Regions from separate parts of the Homo sapiens genome. Here region 1 is linked to region 2. Evidence: chromatin loops called from intact Hi-C (ENCODE). Cell type or tissue: endothelial cell of umbilical vein. All regions are shown on one strand. Each heading gives the region's core, and the rest is flanking DNA. Links, peaks and the distances in the headings are about the cores only.

Region 1 (8,866 bases), core at 3,584-6,083, 1.2 Mb after region 2:
GAATTTCATGTACTAAGATGTATGTAGTTTTTCCTCTGCAGTTCCCTCCATTGCTTAGAAGTAAGCACTAAGCTTAGAAGGTTCACTAATGTTTATTCTTTTTTGTTGCTTCCATTGCATTTATTTACGTATTTCCCTCAGCATTTATTCTGCTGTCCGCCGTGAAGGAGGAATCTCCCTGGTTAGCCAGTGGTTCAGGCACCAGCAGCCAGCCCAGCTCCTTCCACTGATGCGAGGCAGCCTCTTCATCCTGAACTCATCACAAACAGACTCTGTCTCTGGGTATTTCCACTGGGTCTTAGCTCAGCCCCAGACCGTTTAACCTCCTTGCCCTGCATTCCCAGGATGAGACAGAAGGGCCTGCCGTGTTGATTCTCATGACAGCTTATCAGGAGCTTGTCTAAACGACGGCACAGCCAGTACCTCCCCACTACTCTCATCTTTCCCCTGAAAATTACACTGATAATTCCCATCCGTCATTCTTCCAAATGAATTTTGGAGTCACTTTGCCCAGTCCCTTCAAAGTTGCATTGGACTTCTCATTGCAATTGCCTTAAATGTATGCATGGAGAAAAAAGGACATTTTCAGAGTCGTCAAACTTTGGGAAGGGCAGGGACCGCAGCAGGGGGTGCACTTTCTGACCCCCCAAGGAGGCAAAGGAGAGAAAGGGCGGCTGCAGAGATTGTTGCAGGGCACTGCCCCCTGGTGCAGAGCGCAGGTATTAGAACCCGCTGGTCCCATGGCTGGACCCACTGGCCTCCCTCTGGTCCTCTTTCCAAGTGGGGGCTTCCCATGGCTTCAGAGACCTGTTGGGTTACAGCTGCAGCTCAGGCCTCAGCTCCCAGACCAAGTTCCATCCTAAACACCTTTCAGGAAATCATAGCCAAACATCCCAATTCCACTGTTAGGTATGCCAACTCCACTTAGGAAGTACAGACCCGGTGAGTCATCACATCCCTGCGTGTTCTTGGGAAGGCACCAGGTGGGAAGCAGGCCGAATGGAGGTCTATATTAGACCCCAAATGTAGATGCCCGCACCCGGGCCTGCAAGAGGGCCCTGAGCCACAGCACCTGGCATGGAAGCCCGCGTGTGGGACCCACCCACCTGGTCCCAGCCTCTCCACCCCCCACCCTATCCAGTGGGCTCAGCTCTCCTGCTTCTCCCCTCTTTATCCCACCTGGCCTCGACTGCTTCAGGCCTGGTGGGGCACCCAGGCCACCACTCCTGGGTTACACGCAGAACTGGGCTTGGCTCAGAGCCTCTCCCCAGTAGACATAAGGAGTGGACAGGCTTCCATTTCTTCCATTTTTAAATCTGGCAAACAATTCCTCTAGCTTGCCTGAAAAGCATTACTAAAAGACACTACCTTTCCATGTTTTTGTCTCATTCTCTGCTGGAAATAATAAAAACAGCCTTTGGATGGAGGAGAAATAACGTAGGGAGAAAGAAGAATCAAACTACCAGCTCAGTGGATAACTCAAGGTGCTAATTTCCAAAGCAAACTGCTCCCCATGTCCGGTCCGCGGGCTGGCGGTTGCACGCTCCTTCCCTGCAGCCTGACTTTAATCCTTCCAGAGCTGAGAGTCCCACAGAGAGATGCAAAACATCCCTGAAAGCTCCCCGAACGAACATTTCTGTCAATCCAAGAAAATAATCCAGCATCTTTTCTGAATTTTCACAGACATTTCTCCTGATAGGAGAGTGAGCAAAGTCATTGATGCTAAAGGTGTTTTCTGACCCTCAGATGCAAGGTGCCCGCAGCAGTCCTCACGTCAACACCAACGACTGCCCCGTACCGCCCCGGTCTGTTCCTCACATCAACACCAACGACCACCCCGGACCGCCCCAGTCTGTGCCAGCACCCCCAGTGTGAGATGACCACAAAATCCAGCAACACCCAGCACGTGCAGGTGATGGCCAGAGACGGGGGTGAGAGAGGGGGTGGGAGGCCGGGGGTGAGAGACGGGGTGGGAGTCTCTCCAGATAGCAAAGGATCGCACCAGAAACCCTGCACCAAATACGTAACTGAGTCTATGGCCAGCCTTTGGGTAGCCGACTCTGAATTCATTTCTAAGCCTCTGAATTTGCCCCAAAAGAGAAAGTAAAGTGAAAAGATCAATCTGTGGCATACCTAAGGTGGGCTGTGTGATGTGGCCCCAAGCGTGGCGGGGGAGAACGGGAATCCCGGAGCAGATGGCCCGGTCAGAACCCCAGTGTCCCAACTGCCGCCTGGCTGGGATGTCTTCCTTCCTGGTTCTGTGCCTGTGTCCTCCTGAATGACAATGGAGACAGCAGAGGGGCAACCTCCGGTTCCAGTTCCTGCTCAGCGTTTGAACCATGGTACCAGCAAGCACAGCTATTGTTCTGAGGACCAGACAGTGGCCAGACACACAGGCCTGGGCTGCGGCGTGCAGGCTTCCCCCTCTACACCCTGCTCCCGCCATCCCTCCCTCCAACCCTCCAACCCCGGACACACAGGCCTGGGCTGTGCCATGCAGGCCCCCACAACTGCCCGCCCTCCCACCCCCGGCTCCTGCCATCCCTCCCTCCAACCTCGGGGGCAGCATCAGGATGAAGCTAGGTCTGGAAATATGAAGGTGTTTCAGACCAGGTGCTGACACTCAGATGGAAAACTGTACCTACTCCCGCCACCATGCTAGCAGCTCAGGACACAGCCTACTGGGTTGAAGAGTGGCCTCCAAAGACGTTGGCCCACATCCTCCCCTGCCACCCGTGAATGTGACCTTATTTGAAAAAAGGGTGTCTGCCCCATGTTCTCACTTATGAGTGGGAGCTGAATGATGAGAACACATGGACACATGTGGGGAACAGCACTCGCTGGGGCCTGTGGAGGGGTGGTGGGGAGGGAGAGCATCAGGAAGAAGAGCTAATGGATGCTGGGCTGAATAACCAGGTGACGGCTGACCTGCACAGCAAACCACCACGGCACACATTTACCTGTGTCACAAACCTGCACATCCTGCACATGGACCCCTGAACTTAAAACAAAATTTGAAGAAAAAATAAATTAAACTGGGAAAGAAAAAAAGGTGTTTGCAGATATAATCAAGTAAAGGATCTCCGGATGAGAGCATCCTGGATTTTCCCGGCAGGCTGTAAATCCTCGGACAGGCGTCCTTGTAAGAGAAAGCAGAGGGAGATTTGAGACAGAGCCACAGGGAGAGCGCAGCGTGGAGACCGAGGCGATGTGTCCATGAGCCAAGGGGAACCGGGGGTTGCTGGAGCTGCCAGAAGCTGGGAGAGAGACAGGCTGGCCCGGTCCTCGGTCACTTGTTACAGCACTGCAGGAAACTCCTGAGTGAGGCACCCAAGGCCCTGTCCCTGGGGAGCCCCCGGCCCAGAGAGGAGCGGGGCCTCCACAGCGGGTGCTGCCCTGCCCTGCCCTGGGGCAGCGACACCCTGCAGGCCCCTGGCCCCAGCCACCTTAGCAGCACCTACACACAGGAATAGACAGAGGCTCCCCCATCACCCCGGCGCCATCCCCAGCAAGGCCAAGCCTGGGAGGCAGGGCGCCCTGCTGTCCAGCAGGCTTTGTGCAGTGCAGCCCTTGCATTTCTCAAGGTCAGAGCGGTGTGGGCCGCACCCTGCCTGCCACGCTGACCAGAACCAGAACCGACACACAGTCCCCAGCAACATTCTGTTTAAGACCTTCTGGCCCCCAAGTTAACCTGAAGTCTCCCAGCCTCCTCCTGGGTCCCACTCACCCAAAGGAAGCCCACCCCTCGAGACCAGGCCTTCCCACTGGATCCACGGCCGAGAGACCACCTGGGGACCCTGGGCCCCACACGGCGAGGGGCAGGTGGGAAGCAGCGCAAAACCATCCTCCTGCTGGGGTGCAGAGGTGGAGGAAATTACCATCAACGCGACTCAGCCTTTGAGAACTGCACGAGAATGACACCCCTGCTACTTCCCCGCAGCCTGCTCTTGATCCTCAAACCCATCCGAAAGGCCCCTTCCCCGCCGGCAGGGAGAGGCATTTATTTGTGGAAGTTGCTTCTGCTTCTGTCATGACTTGCCAAAGAGTAAGGGCTGTGTCTGCAAGACACCACCTGAGCGCTCACGACTGCCCCAAGCACTGCCAGCCCTCGTACACAGCCCTGGGACCCGCCAAGCCCCAGCCCTGGCTCCATGGAGAAGGGAGAGGCTGAGAAACATTCCTCAGCCCAAAGTGCATCCCCCAAAGCACAGCTGTCTCTGGAAGCCCAGGACCCTGCCTGAGGGAAGAGCCTCCAGGCTGCACACTGACCTCCAACCTGGGGGAGCTGGTGCCGGCACCTAGAGGACACAAACCCTTGGGCTGCCCTTTGGCACGTGGCCCCCTGACTCCCACATCCATCGGAGAACAAGGGCACAGGCAGGACCCACTGATTTTGTAAAATGCAAAACCATAACATGTGGAAATTAAGATAAAAACCCACACTTCCCAGCGGAGATTTCCAGTGGCAGGAAGATAAATAATGACTTCATGTAGGGCCTGAATACACACACCCAGCGTGAAGCTGCGCCCTCTAATTGGAAGACCTCGCATGGGTGATGCTGCCACCTGCTGACAGAAATGGAAATAGCTCCTTCAAAGCCCCAAGAAATACACAAACTCAGGGGCTCCCCTCCCGGGACCTCACAGCCACACCCCAATCACGAACCATCTTCCCTGCCCCACGACCAGTGTGTGTGGAGAGAGCAGCCATCCGGCTGGACGTTCCATCATGCACGTGTGACACATCATTACATGTGTCCCCCAGAAAGGCACAGTCCAGTCTTAACCCCAGTGCGTGTGATATGACTGGTATGGTTTGGCTGTATGCCCCCACCCAAATGTCATCTCCAATTGTAATCCCCCACGTGTCGAGAGAGGGGCCTGGTGGGAAGAGATTGCATCATGGGGGCAGATTTCTCCCTTGCTGTTCTCGTGATAGTCAGTTCTCAGGAGATCTGATGGTTTAAATGTGTGGCACTTCCCGCCCCCGTCACCCCTGCCGCCATGCTTCCCCTTCATCTTCCGCCATGACTGTAAGTTTCCTGAGGCCTCCCCAGCCGGGTGTAATGGTGAGTCAATTGAACCTCTTTCCTTTATAAATTACCCAGGCTCAGGTAGTTCTTTATAGGAGTGTGAACGTGGACTAATACAGAAAATTGGTAGCAGGATAGTGGGCACTGATATTAAGATACCTGAAAATGTGGAGGTGATTTTGGAACTGGGTAATGGGCAGAGGTTGGAACAGTTTGGAGGGCTCAGAAGACAGGAAGCTGTGGGAAAGTTTGGAACTTCCTAGAGACTTGTTGAATGGTTCTGACCGAAATGCTGATAGTGATACGGACAATGTCCAGGCTGATGTGGTCTCAGACGAAAATGAGGAACTTACTGGGAACTGGAGCAAAGCTATATTTTAGTAAAGAGACTAGGAGCATTTTGTCCCTGCCCTAGAGATCCGTGGAACTTTGAATTTGAGAGAGATGATTTAGGGTATCTGGCAGAAGAAATTTCTAAGCGGCAAAGCATTTGAGATGTGAGCTGGCTTTTTCTGAAAGTGTACAGTCATGTGCGTTCACAAGGAGATGATCTGAAATTGGAACTTATGTTTAAAAGCAAAGCAGGACATAAAAGTTTGGAAAATTTGCAGCCTGACTATGTGGTAGAAAACCCATTGTCTGGGGGAGAAATTCAAGCCATCAGCTGTAGAAATGTCTCCAAGACATTTCAGAGAGCTTCACGGCAGACCCTCCCATCACAGGCCCAGAGGCCTTGGGGGCAAAATCAGCTCCAGTCAGGGCCAAAAGGGGTCAAGGGACAGCCCAGGCGGAGCCCGTAGGTGTGCAGAAGACAAGAGGTGAACTTCGGGAGACTCTGCCTAGATTTCAGAGGATGTATGGAAACACCTAGAAGTCCAGGCTGAAGTCTGCTGCAGGGGCAGAGCCCTCATGGAGAACCTCTGCTAGGGCAATGCAGAGGGGAAATGTGGGGTGGGAGCCTCCACACACGGAGTCCCCACTGGGGCACTTGTAGGGACCAGCCCTACAGGGTCAGTGGGTCTTTCTCCCCATGTGCAGAGATGAGAGATCGTAGAAATAAAGACACAAGAGAAAGAGATAGAAGAAAAGACAGCTGGGCCCTGGGGGACCACTATTACCAAGGCGCGGAGACCGGTAGCAGCCCCGAATGCCTGGCTGCGCTGTTATTTATTGGGTACAAGACAAGGGGGCAGGGTAAGGAGTGTGACTCATCTCCAATGATAGGTAAGGTCACGTGGTTCACATGTCCACTGGACAGGGGGCCCTTCCCCGTTTGGCAGCTGAGGCGGAGAGAGAGAGGAGAGACAGCTTACGCCATTATTTCCGCATATCAGAGACTTCTGGTACTTCCACTAATTTTGCACCTGCTATCTAAAAGGCAGAGCCAGGTGTACAGGATGGAACATGAAAGCGGACCAGGAGCATGACCACTGAAGCACAGCATCACAGGGAGACAGGCCTCCAGATAACTGTGGGCAAGCCTGACTAATGTCAGGCCCTCCACAAGAGGTGGAGGAGTAGAGTCTTCTCTAAACTCCCCTGGGGAAAGGGAGACTCCTTTTCCTGGTCTGCTCAGTAGTGGGTGCTTTTCCCTTGGCACTGACGCTGCCACTAGACCACGGTCCGCTTGGTAACAGGCGTCTTCCCAGACGCTGGTGTTACCGCTAGACCAAGGAGCCCTCTGGTGGCCCTGTCCGGGCATAACAGAAGGCTCGCACTTGTCTTCTGGTCACTTCTCACCATGTCCCCTCAGCTCCCATCTCTGTACGGCCTGGTTTTTTCTAGGTTATGATTGTAGAGCGAGGATTATTATAATATTGGAATAAAGAGCAATTACTACAAATTAATGATTAATGATATTTACATATAATCATATCTATGATCTAGATCTAGTATAACTCTTGTTATTTTATATATCTTATTACACCGGAACAGCTCGTGCCCTCGGTCTCTTGCCTCAGCACCGGGGTGGCTTGCTGCCCACAGGCACTGACTAGTGGAGCTACGAGAAGGGGGACACTGTCCTCCAGACCCCAGAATGGTAGATCTACCAGCAGCTTGCACCCTGCACCTGGAAAAGCCGTAGGCACTCAGGGGCAGAGCTTCCCAAGGCCTTGGAAGCCCACCCCTTGCATCAGTGTGGCCCTGGATGTGAGACATGCAGTCAAAGGAGATTATTTTGGAGCTGTAAGATATAATGACTAACCCACTAGATTTTGGACTTGCATGGGGCTTTTAGCCCCTTTGTTTTGGCCAAATTCTCCCTTTTGGAATGGGACCATTTACCGAGTGCCAGTACCTCCATTATACCTTGGAAGTAACTAACTTGTTTTTGATTTTACAGGTTCATAGGCAGAAGGGACTTTGTCTCAGATGAGACTTTGGACTGTGGACTTTTGAGTTAATGCTGAAATAAGACTTTGGGGGACTGTTGGGAGGGCATGATTGGTTTTGAAATGTAAAAAGGACATGAGATTTAGGAGGGGCCGGGGTAGAATGATATGGTTTAGCTGTGTCCCCACCCAAATCTCATCTCGAATTGTAATCCCCACATGTCGAGGGAGGGACCTGGTGGGAGGTGATTGGAGCATGGGGGCGATTTCCCCCGTGCTGTTCTTGTCATAGTTCTCACAAGATCTGATGGTTTAAGTGTGGCACATCCCACTACCCCCGCCGCCATGTAAGACGTGCCTTGCTTCCCCTTTGCCTTCCGCCATGATTGTAAGTTTCCTAAGGTCTCCCCAGTCATGTGTAACTGTGAGTCAATGAAACCTCTTTTCTTTATAAATTACCCAGCTTCAGGTAAGTTCTTCATATTAATAGCAGTGGGAAAACAAACAAACACAGTGACCTTATTTGATCAAACATGATGATGATCGACTAAAGATGAGGTCACTAGGGTGGTCCCTAATCCAACAGGGATGTTGCAGAAGAGACCCACCTGGAGAAGGTCGTGTGAAGATGGAGGCAGGGATGGGAGCAGTGCATGAGCAAGCCCAGGACACCAAGCAGGCCTGGCAGAGCAAGACATGCGTCAACCCTCAGGGCTGCAGAGGGAGCATGGCCCTGCACACTCCTTGATTTTGCACTTCTGGCCTCCAGGGCTATGAGGAAACACGTTTCTGTTGTTTTTAAAACAGTTGTTGTTTTTAAAACCAGTTTGTGATGCATTGTGACAGAAGCCCCAGGAAACTCATCCATACTGAGTGAAATTTGTTTATTGTCTAAAATACAGTCCCTCCATCATCTATCCCTCCTATCATTTCTGGAATTTATAGACATCCAAGTCACTCCCCATATCCACAGAAGGCTCAGGCACCTGGTTCAGAATCCTCATTGTCCTGCCAGCTCCCACCAGCAGTCTGCAGCCTCGGCCCCAGCCAGTGTCACTTCATCCCATTCCCTGGACATCTGGTTCCAGGACCACAGCTCCATCCTTGGCGTGGTCCAGAACTTGCTCCTACCTCTCTCCCCCATTCTCCCTCTTTCTCCCCCCCATTCTCTCTCCCTCTCTTTCTCATTCTCCCTTCTCCTCCCTCTTTCTCCCTCCCTCTCTCTGGAATCTCTGGTTCCAGTTGCCCATCACTGACTACAGCTTGCAGCTGTCCAGGTATTTCTCATCTACATCCACTCAGCTCCCTCCCGGCCTCTGTTCTTCCTCCCTCAGGGGTATTCTCCCACTCACCAGCACCTGTTGGATCCGCGGCCATTTCTAACCGGACTGGATACTTGGACCTCAAGGTCCCCGCTGGTAAGATAGCTGGGAGACACTCGTCTGTAGGTCCCTCTGGCAGGTCTTGCTGGGCGTGCCAAGAACACATTGCCCTGACCAC
Region 2 (4,156 bases), core at 1,655-4,154:
TTTCAACGTCCCGGTGTTCTGGCCGATTCTGGTGATGTACTTCATCATGCTCTTCTGTATCACGATGAAGAGGCAAATCAAGGTAAAGCAGAGGCGCTGCCGCCACGCCGGCCGCAATCGCTGTTCTGTTACCCGCAGCATTGGGGGAGCTGTGCTGGGCTGTGGTGGGTGGTGGCAGAGTCTGCCTGGTGTGAATGTGGAGCTAAGTGGCACCGTCTTGTGTGTGACGAGGACACTGCTCCGTTCCCAGCACGGCCGGCTAACTAAACGGGGAGCGCAGCTGTGGGAGCGGGCGGGCTCTTGGTGGAAACTTTGTGGAAGCCGGGTGGGAGAGCCCCGGCGAGTGCAGTGTCCCGGTGGCTCCTCTTAGGGTGCCCAGTGCCCCGCGCCAGCCTGCCCGAGGAGGAGGGTGTTAGGGGGAAGTTAGCCGAGACTGCGGACTGTGCCCTTGACGGTGTGGCCTTCGTGCTGCGGGCCTCACTCTGTGCCCGGGGTGTTGGCTGCAGAGAGGGCCCTGGGCCACCTCACATCCCCCTTGCCCTTCCTCCACGGGAGGCTCACGAAGCACTGGGATTGATGGGGTTTCAAACCTAGGCCTCGTGGGCTGTGGAAGGTCTTGCTGTGTTGATGTGGGCGCAGGAAGCCACTGGGGCTCCGATTCCACTTGTCTGATGTATAGAAAAGATGGGGGACCTTTGGCCGCTCAGATTTGGGGACAGTGTGACTGACTGGAGAGCGGTTGTGCAGTAACTGAGTCTGTGTTTCTCTCCCCAGCACATGATTAAGTACCGGTACATCCCGTTCACACATGGGAAGAGAAGGTACAGAGGCAAGGAGGATGCCGGCAAGGCCTTCGCCAGCTAGAAGCGGGACTGAGGCTGCCTCACGTGTTGCAAGAACAGTTTTGAGCCATTGTTAACAATGCCTTTTTTCTTCACATAAAGTAGTTGATTACGAGGGAGTCAAATTTTCTTTTTAAAAAGGAGCTTCAATGATTTGTAACTGAAATATCAGGTTCTAGAAGAAACTGGCGCTTAAACCAAATCGCATGGATTTCTTTTTCAGTGACGTTCAAGTGTTTCTCACGGATGGAATTCTAGTCAGCTGCAGGCGGGAAGCCAGGCGGGTGGAGCCCATGGGAGCAAGGGCGAGTGGCCGGTCCCCGCTGTGCCAGGTGGGCAGGCAGGAGCAAGGCCTGCGAGGGAGGAACGGGCCGCTCCCCGCCAGCCGCCTTCCCCAGCAGCCGCAGGTGGTGCCAGCCACTCCACAGAGCCCGAGGGATGATCTAGCCTGATTCCTGCGTGTCCGAAAGAACTTAACGTTTTAAAGGTGATTGTCAAGTAACTGTGTGGGGTTCTAATGCCAGTTTCCTAATTCCATCTCACTGGAGATGTTTAAAGTTGGCCTCTATCCTAATGACTCAAAACTTGGTTCTTAACTACCATGATTGCTTTTGAGGGCCCGGAATTATAAATATATATTATATTTTAATTGTTTGAGATTATTTTGACACATTTCTTTGATACGTAGAGTGTTTTGTTTTTAATTTAAATCTGTCCTCATGCAACCCTCCATGAGGGGCAGCGAAGCTGGCAGGGAGCAGACTGGCTTTGTAGGTTCAGCACTCGGCCCCCCACTGCGGGAGAGGCGGAACCCACTTGCATGTCAGCGTTTTTGATTCGAGAAAAGAAATACTCTCAACGTTTTACCAAGTGATTTTACCTCCACCTTTACTAAAGTCTTTACCTAAAACATGGCAGTCGCTGGACACAGGAAAGCCCACCTTTTGTTTGGCCTTTTCGAAAGGTGACCCATATTGCACAGCAGAACATCACAGCTGTGGTCCCAGATGAGACACTGACATGCGAGTGAAGGCCTCTCCTCCTGGGCCCCGGGCTGCGCAGGCTCCTCACTCTGGGCGGTGTTTCCTGTCTCAGAATTGACACGGTGAATGCTTAGTGTCTGGATTTTCTTGTACCAGTGTTTACATATCTGACATCGAGCTCCTCTAAGAGGCCACGTTCAAGCTTGTGTGTCCCTGACCCAAGATAGCCAGTGCTGCTCCCAGGTGGTACTTCTGGTACCGTGTTGAGACACTTGGGATTCTCAGACTGTGGACAGGAGTGTTTGTCATTTTTCATACTGTTTTCTTAATAAGCGCTCAGGCCTAAGGTGTGACAGGAAGTCGCACGCGCTTGGCCAGAGCACAGTGAAGCAAAGGACTGGGTGCTGATGGATGGAGCCACGGCGGCATCTGCCCACCCGGCCGCAGCCCCCAGTGCCTCTCCTGGTGGTCCTCCCAGTCTAGAGGGTCACGGCCCCCCCGCCCTCCTCCGTCTCTGGCAAGCTGACCTTGACTAACCCAGGAATACAGGGTCATCCTCATTCCTAAGTAAGTCAAACAGCAAGACATGGTTTGCGCGGGTCTTTGCCGGAAGCCGGTCCTGCTGGCCAGGTGTTTTACGTCAGCAGGGAAATGTGGCACACGCCCTCGAGGCATTTTAACACTGCGCTTCAGGAAATCTCAAGTTCCATCTTGTGTTAGTAACGTACCCACATTTTGCTGGAGTTAGTTTATTAAAGATGCCTACGGTGAACTCTCTGGCGCAGGTTAAATGCAGTTTTGAAAACCTGGAAACATCAAATGGAGGCGGGAAATAGGCTGGGGCCGAGCTGAGGGGCTGAACACAGCAGTGACCGTGGGTCAGCAGGTCGCCTGCCCAGCAGGCCCCCCAGGAGAGGGCTCGGGCGCCCCTGGCAGCCCCCATACCCCCAGGACCTGGCTCGTGAGTGCGTCTGGGTCAGGAAGAGACCTCTCTGTGCGTCTCAGGCTGAGATGCAGATTTCTGTTTTCTAAAACTGGAAGCGACCTTGACGTGTATTGAAGGTGTGTGTGCCAAATGCTTCCGACGGAGGTGCTGGCCTTGGTTGGTTTCTCTCTGCCCCGTGTGGTCATCAAGTCCTGGGGGATGTGCTCTGCCCAGCCGCCCTCGGGGAGAGCAGCGCCGCCTCCCATGGGGCCGTGGGGCTGCTGTTCTCACTGCACTGGCTGAAGCAACCCGCCAGCCTCCGTGCCCCACCCCACCCAGCACGCACTCATTCAGTCCATTGCCTTAACACAAGCCTGATGGGGCTGTTTTCTCACAATATAAACGAATAAAGTGTCTTCTGGCCTACTTCTGAATTACTTCTCAACTGTATGGTTTGGGGAAGGGAGGGAAACCTAAAATCCCGTCCAAATAAGTGAAATTCCTGAAGAAGTGGCTGAGTCCTACCAGGTTGGGGTTAGGGAAATGTTCTGGGTTCAGGCGCCCCTCCCAGGGCTGAGAAAGCGCAGCCAGGGACAGCTTTCTGTTCTCTCCCAGGGTGGCTAGGTTAGTATCTTACATGACAAAAAACTGAGAGTGTTCTAACTTCTGTGCAAGCAAGGTTAATCCTGAGACTAAATCTTGGCGTTCAGACTCCCGTAGAGGTCATCTGTGTCCAGGCCCACCCGGGCGCCGGCTCAGCGGTAGTGCCGAAGGTAGATGAGCTTCTGGGGAGGGAACTTCTCCCGGCAGAGGGGACACTCCGCCTGCGGAGAGGAGAAAGGGGGTCACAGCAGCTGGGGCCACTGGGCCATGCCCATCCCCATCGGCATTTCTTTTCCTGTCCACATTCTCTGCACATGACACACAACATAAATGTTGTATTTCCTTCAACTAATGACCAAGAAAGCCAGCCTTTTTTCAGAAGGCCGAGTCCCAGTGGGGGCTGGGGCGGGGCTGGGGGCGTAGGGCTCAGGGTGTGGGGCTCGGCCGGGAGGTTCCCTCCTGCTCCCGCAGCTGACACAGCCCACGAAGCCCAGCTCCTGGGAAAGCGTGCGCTCTCACCCTGCCGGCATCTTCGGTGGGTGTGAGTCAGTGTGCTAGGGTTTTCAAGTGTGGTGAGGACCCCGGGAGGAAGGGTGTGCTGGGATGCGTGGTGCAAGCGTGGGGCCTTTCAGGGCTGGCCACTACCCCAACCTGCATTCGGCAAAGCCTCAATACACGTGAATTTGGAACTTTAACCCCCTCAACGAACCCACATCTGACCTACCTGGGAGCCTTTAAAAAGATGCCCACCTCTGTACCCTCAAAACTGGAGGGTGCTCAGAGCCAGACTCCCCACTTCTGCT

What was found. Peaks named below come from ENCODE experiments on the same cell type or tissue, not always from the same donor. Only the 100,000 strongest peaks of a DNase experiment are listed, where the experiment ranks them.
Region 1: a loop joins it to region 2, with 3 times the contacts of the local background. A loop is called at or near these places in 4 of 110 quality-filtered maps.

The regions. Positions count from the first base shown.
Region 1 is chr1:3,614,626-3,623,491 of GRCh38, forward strand. It overlaps a transcript of MEGF6 not described here. Among named protein-coding and RNA genes, the nearest start is that of TPRG1L, 6.0 kb to the right of the region's middle. RefSeq lists enhancers at 3,881-4,789, 4,726-4,775. In endothelial cell of umbilical vein, for the core only: a CTCF peak has its summit at 4,569 (motif pointing left); a DNase peak (open chromatin) is centred at 4,516; H3K27ac peaks cover 271 bases.
Region 2 is chr1:2,402,261-2,406,416 of GRCh38, forward strand. It overlaps RER1 (retention in endoplasmic reticulum sorting receptor 1), which reads left to right. Exons shown (of 7, transcript NM_007033.5): 6 at 1-82; 7 at 775-3,176. The coding sequence ends at 864. PEX10 (peroxisomal biogenesis factor 10) reads right to left here. Exons shown (of 6, transcript NM_002617.4): 6 at 1,714-3,574. The coding sequence ends at 3,506. Among named protein-coding and RNA genes, the nearest start is that of PEX10, 8.2 kb to the right of the region's middle. In endothelial cell of umbilical vein, for the core only: no CTCF peak of the experiment used is centred there; no DNase peak of the experiment used is centred there; H3K27ac peaks cover 678 bases.